2 separate regions of the Homo sapiens genome follow, and region 2 is linked to region 1. A link is a loop called in an ENCODE intact Hi-C map of the cell type or tissue named here. Cell type or tissue: ascending aorta. All regions are shown on one strand. Each heading gives the region's core, and the rest is flanking DNA. Links, peaks and the distances in the headings are about the cores only. Region 1 has its middle 150 kb from the start of LINC02199. Region 2 holds the start of LOC124900936 (a long non-coding RNA gene).

Region 1 (5,393 bases), core at 267-5,266:
TGTGTTTACAGCTGTCCATATGGCCAAACTTTAACAATCTTTCACACAGATAAAAAATTCATTTGCAATCACTCAAATATACTTAAGCATAAAGAACATATACCCAGAAATGTCTGCAGATAATTAAAAGGAAAACCAGCAATTTTGAGGATATGGCGTATGATTTAAAGTATGCTATCTACTTTAAGTTTTTTAGAGGAACAGATGGGCCCTTTTCTTAAAAAGGCAATAGCTTCCACTGAGCTGCAGGGCCTTTGAGTGGCTCAGTGCAGCAGGTGCTGTGGTGCAATGAGGATATGGTAGTGGGCGTGCTGCCAGCAGAAAAACCTCCTCCACCCCCAATGGAATATCCTCAGAATAAATGATAAAAAGTGAAGTAAGAGCTACTAATAAGTTCTTTTAGAAGGATATTGAAAAGTTCTAAAATTCAAAACCCATGCCTCATTCAACCTGTGGAATCAGGACTGGTTCTGAAGTATAAACTTTCCTATATTTGACACTTCCAGTGAAGTTTAAAAACAGGTCAGACAAACATCCATAAGCATACTGTGAGGTGGTTGAAAATAATGGATAAAGCACTGGCTTCACATCTTGCTGCAACATGACCTCCCTATGTGGTGTTGGGCATGTTATTTAAAATCTCTGGGCATTGATTCATCATCTAGAAGACATAAATGATAACGGCAACTACCTGACTGGGTTGTTGTGAGAGTAAATGACATGGAACGTGTGTAAAACTACACAGAACTATTCACTGCATGTAGTCATTGTTTAATAAATGTTTGCTCATATTGTGAGCAAATTTCCTTACCAAAGAATGTCCATTTAGTACCTTTCTCCTACAGGCCATATTACATGCTACATCTTGGGGAGGTATACTTAAAGACTTCCATAAATAGGTTTATGAACCACTATATTATAAAAGCCATTTCATTGATATCTGAGCTTTCCAAAAGCATTAAAAAAAAAGGTGAGCATCTAGAAAATGGCTCCTTATTCTTAAGAAATACAAACAAAAGGCTCAGTCAAAACTTGATTTATTGTTTGGGGGAGAAAATGATCTTTGCCTTACGCCATCAACCTATATTATCATGTTAGTTCAAAAGCCTCTTAATTGAACAATTTCTTTATTACATAGTATCTACAGAATGAAAATCCAAAGACATTCATTTTATGAATTATCACTAATTATAATAATAAAATAAATGATTAACTTTATACTTATTTTTTTATAGAGAAAACAGGTTTATTTCACTCATAGTTCTGCAGGCTATACAGGAAGTATGGTGGGGGCATCTGTTTCTGGAGAGGGCCTCAATACATCTATTAAGAATTATAAAGTCAGCCGGGTGCGGTGGCTCACGCCTGTACTCCCAGCACTTTGACAGGCTGAGGAGGGTAGATCACTTGAGGTCAGGAGTTTGAGACCAGCCTGGCCAGCATGGTGAAACCCCTTCTCTACTAAAAATACAAAAATTATCTGGGCATGGTGTCAGGCATCTGAAATCCTAGCTACTCAGGAAGCTGAGGCTGGAGAATCATTTGAACCCGAGAGGTGGAAGTTGCAGTGAGCTGAGATTGCATCACTACACTCTAGCCTGGGCGACAGAGTGAAACTCCATCTCAGATAATAATAATAATAAATTCAAGCTTTATAATTCTTAATAAATTTATTGAGAATGGTCTAATTTGTAAGACTGCATTACTGCTATAGGGATCATGTTAAAATATTTGGCCTTTAAATTTAATAAAATTCTGTCAGCAATATGTGAGAACCAAAATATTCAATTGTGCAAATGCAGATTGTGTTTTATGAGATTAAATATAGATAGATGATAGATGACAGATAGATAGATAGATAGATAGATAGATAGATAGATAGATAGATATTCTGTTAATATTTGTTGTCAGGAAAAGCTCAAAAGGAAAGACAGTGAAACAAACAGCAGTGGCTTCCTCTGAACTGAGAAAATCCAAAAAATCAGGCTGCAGTCACTTCTTTACCTGAAAATAAGAGCTGAGCCCAACCACATTTGACAACTAGGGATAAAGGAACACAGAAGCTGGTAGTTTATTTTTTTACATCAGCATTTGTCTTTTTGTAGATTTTACTGTAAGTTTAAATACATCCCTTCACCTGGAAAGATATGCACAAACACAAAGCCGACTGCATTGGTATGGAACATGCATTTCTCTGGCAAGGCCTCATTTTCTCTTATCAATGGGAAAACTAAATCGTGTGGGTGAACTCCCATTCTCATGTGGGAGTGAATTATCAGCAAGAGCTACAGTTCATTTAACTAACTCAGTTCTGAGTTGATATTCATGCCCCAAAGTGCCCCAGCCTTCAGGAAGAGGTGGATCCCAAAAGCCACCCTGGACTCCTGCCTCCTAAAAGGGTCTCTGTGATCTTGGTAGAGCAAGTTCTGCTCCAATGCTAAACCAAGGTTGACATCTGGTGGGCAGTTTCATCCTCTGTGAGCCCAGGTGACTTCCACAAACTCCATCCTGGGTACTCGAAGTAGTTGTGTGCAGCCTGGTCTAGGCTTTAGGACCTCCTGTGAGACCAAGGGTAACTTGGGGTGCAAATCACATTCCTCTTCTCTCATTTGTTCGCACAGGACTAGGTGAGTCTACAGGAGAGGGGAGTACCAGCCCCATGTCCAGAAACACTGCTCACATGCACAGGGGATGTATTTTTAAAACTGGCCGGTGTGGTGGCTCACGCCTGTAATCCCAGCACTGTGGGAGGCTGAGGTGGGTGGATCACGAGGTCAAGAGATCGAGACCAGTCTGGCCAACAGGTCAGTAGAGATTTAGTAGATGTTTAGTAGAGACAGGTGAAACCCTGTCTCTACTAAAAATATAAAAATTAGCCGGGCATGGTGGTGTGCACCTGTAGGTCCCAGCTACTCAGAAGGCTGAGGCAGGAGAATCCCTTGAACCCAGGAGACGGAGGTTACAGGGAGTGGAGATCTCGCCGCTGCACCCCAGCCTGGCAACAGAGTGAGACTCCATCTCAAAACGAAACAAAACAAAACATCCTTGCTTCTCTCAGCCAAGATAGCATTTTTCCAATTAATATGTGTGTGTATGTATATATGAAAGGACTATAAAATAATAGGAGCGGGAATATTTAGATTATTTGAAATTGTTATCATCCTAAATTCCAATACATAAATAAATAAACAGATAAATCCACATCTCTCTCTTTGCAAACAGGTCTCTGTCCAAAAATCACCTCTCTAGTGAGGAATCTACTGTTCACCTATTTAAAAATGAGATTCCTATGACTATTTTAAAAAAGGACATTTTCTTTTCTTCGACATACTTTTCTCCAGTGGTTAATGTTTTAATTTAAAGTTTTCTATCTTTCCCACTGGAATGTTAGCCATATAAAGGCAGTGACTAAGTTTCTCTGCTCCACTGCCACATTTCCAGAACTCTGCTCACAATGCCTGGCACAAAGAACAAGCTCAAAAATAGTAGCTGACTGAATCCCTGGAGAAATGAATGATGTAATTTGAGCAGAAGCCTAATGATGAATCTGATGCTTCCATTTTCCCATTAGAATGCACTGCTTTCAGAATACAATGGTGATAAAGACAGAATCCCCGCTATCAAACAATTAACTTTCTGTGGTTATATTTAAGCTATGATTTTTAACAACTTTATTGAGTTCTAATTCACATGCCAAAACTCTACCCAGTGAAAATGTGTCATCCAAGGATTTTTAGAAAATTTATATAATCATATCATCATCACCACAATTAAGTTTTAGAGCAGGTCCTTCAACCCAAAAATATTTCTTCTGCCTATTTTGTAGTGAATCTCCATGTCTAATCTTCACTCCAGGCAACTGTGAATCTTGTTTCTGTCTCTATATATGTTTTTATGCTTTTTCTAGACATTTCATATAAATGAACCCATACAGTAAGTAGTTTGTGTGTGCCTTCTTTCATTAAGCATTGTTTTCTTGATGCTTCTTCAAGTCATTGCATTTATCAGGAGTGTATTTATTAACGGGTAACATTTCAATATATGGGTATACCTATTGTTTATCCATTTACCAGTGGATAAACATGTTTTGGCTATTATAAATAAGACTGTTAAGAACATTCATGCACAAACCTTTGTGTAGACATAAGTTTTCATTTCTATTGGGTAGACATCTACAGAACTGTTGAGTCACCTGTTAAGTGTATGTTTCATGTCTTGAGAAGGTATAAAATTATTTCCAAAGTGCCATTTTATATCCCCACCAGCCAAATCTGGTGTTTCTACATTCTCACCAATTCTTGCTATTGTCCATCATTTTGATTATGGACACTCCATTGTGTATGTGTTAAATGGTATCTTATTATGTTTTTAATTTGCATTTACCTAATGACTAATGATATTGAATATCTTTTTATGGATGTATTAGTTATTCTACTGTCTTCTTTAATGAAACATATTTGTAATCTTTTGTCCATTTTTAAATTTACTGTTATTTTATTTGTTGAGTTGTCACCATTCTTTATGATTTACAAATATTTTCTCCCAATTTAATGAAGTCAAATTTATCAGTGTTGTCTTATGGTTTATGCTTGTGGTACATCTAAGAAACTCTTGCTTGCCCTGAGATAAAATCAATTATCTCCTGTTTTCTTCTAGAAGCTTGAGAGTTTTAATTAGCTAATTAGCTAATTTGTAGCAACCGGTTGCCTATTTACCTTTCATCTTTTCTCCCATGTAGCTTTTTTTTTCTTCTTCAGGTATTTGCAACCCAGGAATGAAGAAGCTCCCTCTCCTAATTTTGAACAGAGTGTAAAAATTTCTCTGATGCAATGGTGACCTGCATGTGTAACAGTCAGCCTACCCCACGGGCCATGGAACAGAAGGGCCACTGGTTACAGGAAGCAAAGTGAAACACATGGTACACTAAATGAATTTTAAACATGCAGCAAGATGCAAGAGGCAGGAGAAGCAAGGGGGAAGAGATTAGGACAAAACTGGGGGTCAGGAGCTCAGCTGGGCTGCAAGAGAGCCCAGCCACCAGCTGTCAGAGAAGCCAGTTAAAGCAATAAGCCAAAAAGGAAAGGGTGAAGCCTTTAGTCACTTACTGTGATGGTAAAGCAAAAGTCTAAAACCAAGACAGCACCGATTCCTATGTTCCATCTCTCCTCATGTCCAGGATCAGGCAAGACACCACAGATGTGGGGTCATTTTACTTTTGAGGAAGCCCTGAACAAAAGGCTTTAGTGGTTTCATGGTCCCTGAAGTCTGAGGTCAGGAAGAAGGTCAGAAAGAGAGAAAGAGCCCTCAAGGAAGGAGGCCCCAGCAGAGGCCCTTGAAGACCACCTCTGCAGACGGCCTCGGGTAAAGAGACCTAGCAATGAAGCACTGAAGCT
Region 2 (5,393 bases), core at 276-5,275, 780 kb before region 1:
AACAATACCCAGGGGGAGGATTCATCTATTTCACAAAGTACTGTGCACCCAGTGACCAAAATAGTTAAAACACCATTGTTTTCAGGGAGCTTTACATTGAGGAGAGACATAAAATAAAAAATCCGTGAATTGCATGGGGTCTGAGAAGGTGATAAAGGCTATGGAGGATGACAAGTCAGAGTAAATGGGATGTGTGGCCTGCAGTCTTGTAGGGTTGGTGTGACTTCATACTCAGGGAGTCTCTGAAGGTAAACACTTGAAAAAGACAAAAGAGCCAGCCATCATGAGTATCTTGTGGAGGGAAGAGTCAGAACGAAGGCCCTGAGATAGAATGGTTACAGGAAATGTGTCTTAATCCAGACCCCAGGAGAGAGTTTTTGGATCTCACACAAGAAAGAGTTTGGGACGAATCCATAAAGTGAAAACAAGTTTATTAGAGAAGTAAAGAAACAAAAGAATGGCAACTACAGAGGGCAGCTCCAAGGGCTGCTGGTTGGCTATTTTTGCGGCTATTTCTTGATAATATGCTAGGGTGGATTATTCATGAGTTTTCCCAAGAAGACGGGGGGATTTCCCCAGAACTGAGGGTTCCTCCCACTTGTAGACCTTATAGGGTAACTTCTGGATGTTGCCATGGCATTTGTAAACTGTCATGGTGCTGCTAATCCATTATAATTAGCGTATGATGAGCAGTAAGGACTACCAGAGGTCACTTGTTGCCATCTTGACTTTGGCAGGTTTTGGCTGGCTTATTTACAGCGTCCTGTTTTATCAGCAGAGTCTTTACAACCTGTATCTTGTGATACCAGTCCTGCTGCCCTCCTATCATCCTGTGATTAAGAATGCCTAACCTCCTGGGAATGCAGCCCAGTAGGCCTCAGCCTCATTTTGCCTTGCCCCATTCAAGATGGAGTCACTCTAGTTCAAACGCCTGTGAGAGAACTGCCAGACAAGTTGGAACAGCAAGAAGGGCATTGGATATTGAGCAGTGACAAAGGGGGAAACTAGTAAGTGATGACGACAGGAGAGAAATGGGGAGGTCTGATAATGGTTTCAGATCGTCATAGGATTTTGGCTTTTACTGTGAATACAAATCCATTTGGTCAGTGTTAACAGTGGAAGGTATTTGAGTTACCAGCAGTGAATCTGTATGGGTCTGCAGCAACCTCAATTCTTGCCTCTAAAGAAAGAATTCAACTGAGGGGCATAAGGCAGAAAAAGACCAAGGCAAGTTTCAGAGCAGGAGTGGAAGTTTATTTAAAAGGCTGTAGAGCAGGGAAGAAAGGAAAGGAGAGAATGCTTGGAAGAGACCCAAGCTGGCACCAAGATCAAGTGCCCTGTTTAACAGTGATGCTAGGACTTTATAGGATGGCACTTTTCCCACGATTCTTTCCTTAGGGTGGGCTGCCCGCACACTCAGTGCCTCCCTTACCCTTGGGAAGTGAGCACCCGCTGTGTGCTTAGGAAGCTGTGCACATGCCCATTTTTAAAACTTAAACCACAGGCTTTATTCCGACTTGACTTTTCCCACCAACATTTTTCCATTCCAGAATTTCATCCAGGACATCACATTGCATTTCGTTTTTTGCCTCCTGAGTCTTCTCCAGTCTGTGACAGTTTCTCATCTTTTGTTGTTTTTCATGACCTTGAAGGCCCCTGGTCAGGTATTTTGTAGGAGGTTCCTCAATTTGGGTTTGTCTGAGGTTTAAACGCACAATTACACTGGGTTTCTGGGTTTTGAGGAGAGCACACTAGCAGTTTTTTTTTTTTCTCATCGTTTCATATCATGGAGTATATGGTATAATATGATTAATCACTAGGGATCTCAACCCTGATCTCTTTGGTAAGATGGTATGTGCCAGTTTCTCTACTATAAGGTTACTCTTTTTCCCTTTTCATATGACATTGTTTGGAAATGAGTCACTAAGTTCAGCCTACATTCAAAGGAAGAGAAATTAAGCTCCACCTCCTGGAGGGGTTACTATCTACATGTATAATTTGTAATTCTTTTGCAAGGAAAAGCTGTTCCTTCTCCCAATTTAGTTACTTATTTTATCATGTATTTCTGGAAGTATGGACTCATGGATATTTATTTAATACTTTGGGTTATAATATAATACTGTATTACTTATTTTATTGCTCAAATGATCATATGTGACGTCTCTCAGGGTGACTGTTGTGTTCCTTTGCCATGCTCTCCTTTTTTGTTGGGGAGGAGGGCCAAGCCATTTTACTAAGGAGAATGGAAAGGGAGACAAAGAAGCGCTGATGACAGTGAGATCTGACATCCTTGGCTGGGCCAGAATCTTAAAGGCTTTGCAGTTGCAGAACTATTCCTGTTTTTTAAAGTTTCACGTATGTATGAGTGCTGTTTATACATGATGTCTTGGAATATGTATCATTTGTTTCACTGTTTCAGCACTTCGTTTTTTTTGGTAGTCTAAAATGCTCCAGGTTGCCCTTGATTTTTACCTATCCCAGTGTTAAGAATGAACCATTTCTCCAGTAAGTCACAATTCCTTTTATCAGAGAACCCCTGACAACCACTTAGCTATTTTCCATGCTTATAGTTTTGCCTTTTCCAGACTGTGTGATACAACTGGAATTACACAACATTGAGCTTTTTGGGTCAGACTTATTTCACTTAGTGAAATATATTTAAGGTTAACCCATGTTGTTGTGTGAATTGATATCTGGTTCCTTTTTATTGCTCAGTACTATTCTGTTGTATGGATGTACAGTGGTTTATTTATCCATTCGTTTATTGAGGGAAATCTTGGTTGCCTCCAGTTTATGACAATTATGATTAAGCTGCTGTAAACATTTGCATACATATTTCTGCATGAATATAAGTTTTTAATTTACTTGGATAAATACATCAGAGTGGGATTTTTGGGTCGTATGCTAAGTTTTTCTTTTAATTTCTAAGAAACTGTCAAACTGTTTTCTAAAGTAGCTGTCTCATTTTACATTCCCATGAACAAGGAATGAGAGTTCATGGATTTGTTTTTGAGAGACCTTTTTGAAGAGTTCAGCATTGTTAGAGTTTGCTTTGGTGCAGTCCATGTCTCCAGTCCCTGTGCATTTAAACAGTAGATTCAAAATTAAAATGATAGCATAGAAATTATAAACAACACGAAGAAATACAAATGGAGTTACTTTAGTTCTGTTATTGTGTGTGTGACCACTTGAATTTTTCCTCATGATGACTTTTGTTTAAACATTTGGAAAACATTTATTTCTTTCAGTCTCACCTCATAGATGAAAAATGCTTCAGAATATAGTTATAACTGTGAAAAGACTGTTCCTGATGTTATGATTTGCTCACTGTGAAGCTTTTCATGCACTACAGACAAATGTTGGAAAGTCTGTCTCAACTTCAAGGGCAGTGAATTCTGAAAGTTAATGTGGACACAAGAGTTTCTTCTCAGATTTCCTCCTCTGCTGCATTTTTTTTTTGAGTTATCTTCTTTTCTGGTATGAAATTGTAAATCAAGTAAGTCAGATATAAAAATATTTGCAAACAGTCAAAATCAACTCTAAAAGTGATGTAGTGAAACTCAAGCTTTAAAATTGTTCCTTGAAGAGCAGCACACAAAAATTGTGTAGAAAATTATTAACTATGTAACAACAACAAAAAGGTCAATGACATTTAGACAGAAAAAAAAAAGAAATTTCTGGGAAGAATATTAGGGAAAAGAACAACAACTGCTGGCCTTGCAGCAGCAGAAGGAATTGCAGGGTGTGTTGAATATTTTGATTATTTCCACCAGGAACTAGATACTTGTAAAGCGGTGGATTAAGCATTCTCAAGTTCCTTAATGTTTAGCCCATTTTCTCATATTCTTTTAGCAGAGAAGAAAAACTTTAGAAGCTTTCACCCAGTGTAATAGAAACTTATGATGAATTTTCTGGTGAAAATATCTTAGGGGAATTTCTTCTATTGCAGAGATGTTTGAAAACTATTATAATCCATCCTGAAGAAAGAAAAACATGAACAGTATTTCAATTTCTGGAGCTTATTGTAAAATGTGATTTTTATGAATCTCTGAAAAACTCATCCTCGTACTTAAGACTTTTTCCAAGTCTTCATACATCTATGACTCCACATGAAAAAAACTTTTCAAAATTAAAATTTAAGAAGTTTTTCAATTCGAGTGAAGAAAGCTGATAAATTCTCTTAAATATCCATAGAATGTGAATATACAAAAATTAATTTTTGTAAATATGCAGAAGTTACAGATCAAAAGCAGATACTATAATATAATTCGCAGTGGTTTAAGACCAATATGTAGGTGTAAGTTTCCCTTGTTTTCCCAAAAAACACATTAGTGCAATTAAAAAGAATTTATCGCTTTTTGTCTTTAAAATTTTTTAAATTTATCCCAATAAATATAAATTTTGAGGGTATATCTGCTAATTTAATACCTTTATATAATTTGTAAAGATAAAATCACTGTAACTAGAATACCCATCACCTTAAATATTGGTCTTTTCTTTATGCTAGAAACATTCAAATTATTCCCTTCTGACTATTTTGAAATATTTAATAGATGATTGTAAACTATGCTAACCCTACTGATCTATCAATCACTAGGTTTTATTTATTCTAACAAATTGTATATTTGTCCCCATTAGTCAAACCTTTCTTCATCCTCCCCTTCCCTCTACCCTTCCCAGCCTCCAGTAATCACCAATCTACTCTATATCTTCATGAGATCCACTTTTTTTTAGCTCCCACATATGAGTGAGGCTATGCAATATTTTTTTAATTTCCTTCTTAATTTCTTCATAGACCCATTGGTCATTCAGAACCGTGTTGTTTAATTTCCATGCGTTTGTGTGCTTTCCAAAGTTTCTTTTGCTATTAATTTTTAGTTTTATCCTATTGTGGTCTGAAAAGATACTTGGTATGATTTATACATTTTTGAATTTGTTGATACTTTTTTTGTGGCTATTCTGGACTTTTGGGGTCTATTCTGGACCTCTACATGCCAGTGTTTTTATTTTTATGAATCTATTATAGATTTTGCATTGTAGTTACTATGTGGCTTACAAAAACCAACTTATACATGTAAAAATTTATTTCAAAGAGGTGAAAACTTATCTTAGATCACACAGAAAAGAATAGAAAAAATGAAAAAAGCCTATATACTTCATCCCCCAGTTTTGACTTTATATTGTCTCAATTTTCATATTTTTATACTGCCTATTTCTTAACAGGTTGCTGTATCTATTATTGTTTTGATAGACTTGTCTTTCTTTCTTCATACTAGAATTATGAATGGATTGCTCACCATAATTGCAGTGTTAGCATATTCTTGGTTTTCCGTGTACTTAATTCTATCAGTGTGTGTTATACTTCCAAATGTTTTCTTTTTTCACTGAAGTGT

The links. Hi-C counts contacts between places; a loop is a spot of excess contacts. Peaks named below come from ENCODE experiments on the same cell type or tissue, not always from the same donor. Only the 100,000 strongest peaks of a DNase experiment are listed, where the experiment ranks them.
Region 2: it touches region 1 in a loop (2.7-fold over the local background); 1 of 110 quality-filtered maps calls a loop at or near these places.

Annotation. Positions count from the first base shown.
Region 1 is chr5:8,683,451-8,688,843 of GRCh38, forward strand. No RefSeq gene overlaps it. Among named protein-coding and RNA genes, the nearest start is that of LINC02199, 150 kb to the right of the region's middle. In ascending aorta, for the core only: a CTCF peak has its summit at 2,467 (motif pointing left); a DNase peak (open chromatin) is centred at 3,451; H3K4me3 peaks cover 812 bases; H3K27ac peaks cover 1,421 bases.
Region 2 is chr5:7,902,499-7,907,891 of GRCh38, forward strand. LOC124900936 (a long non-coding RNA gene) reads left to right here and starts at 1,252. Exons shown (of 2, transcript XR_007058683.1): 1 at 1,252-2,355; 2 at 3,249-5,393. In ascending aorta, for the core only: no CTCF peak of the experiment used is centred there; no DNase peak of the experiment used is centred there.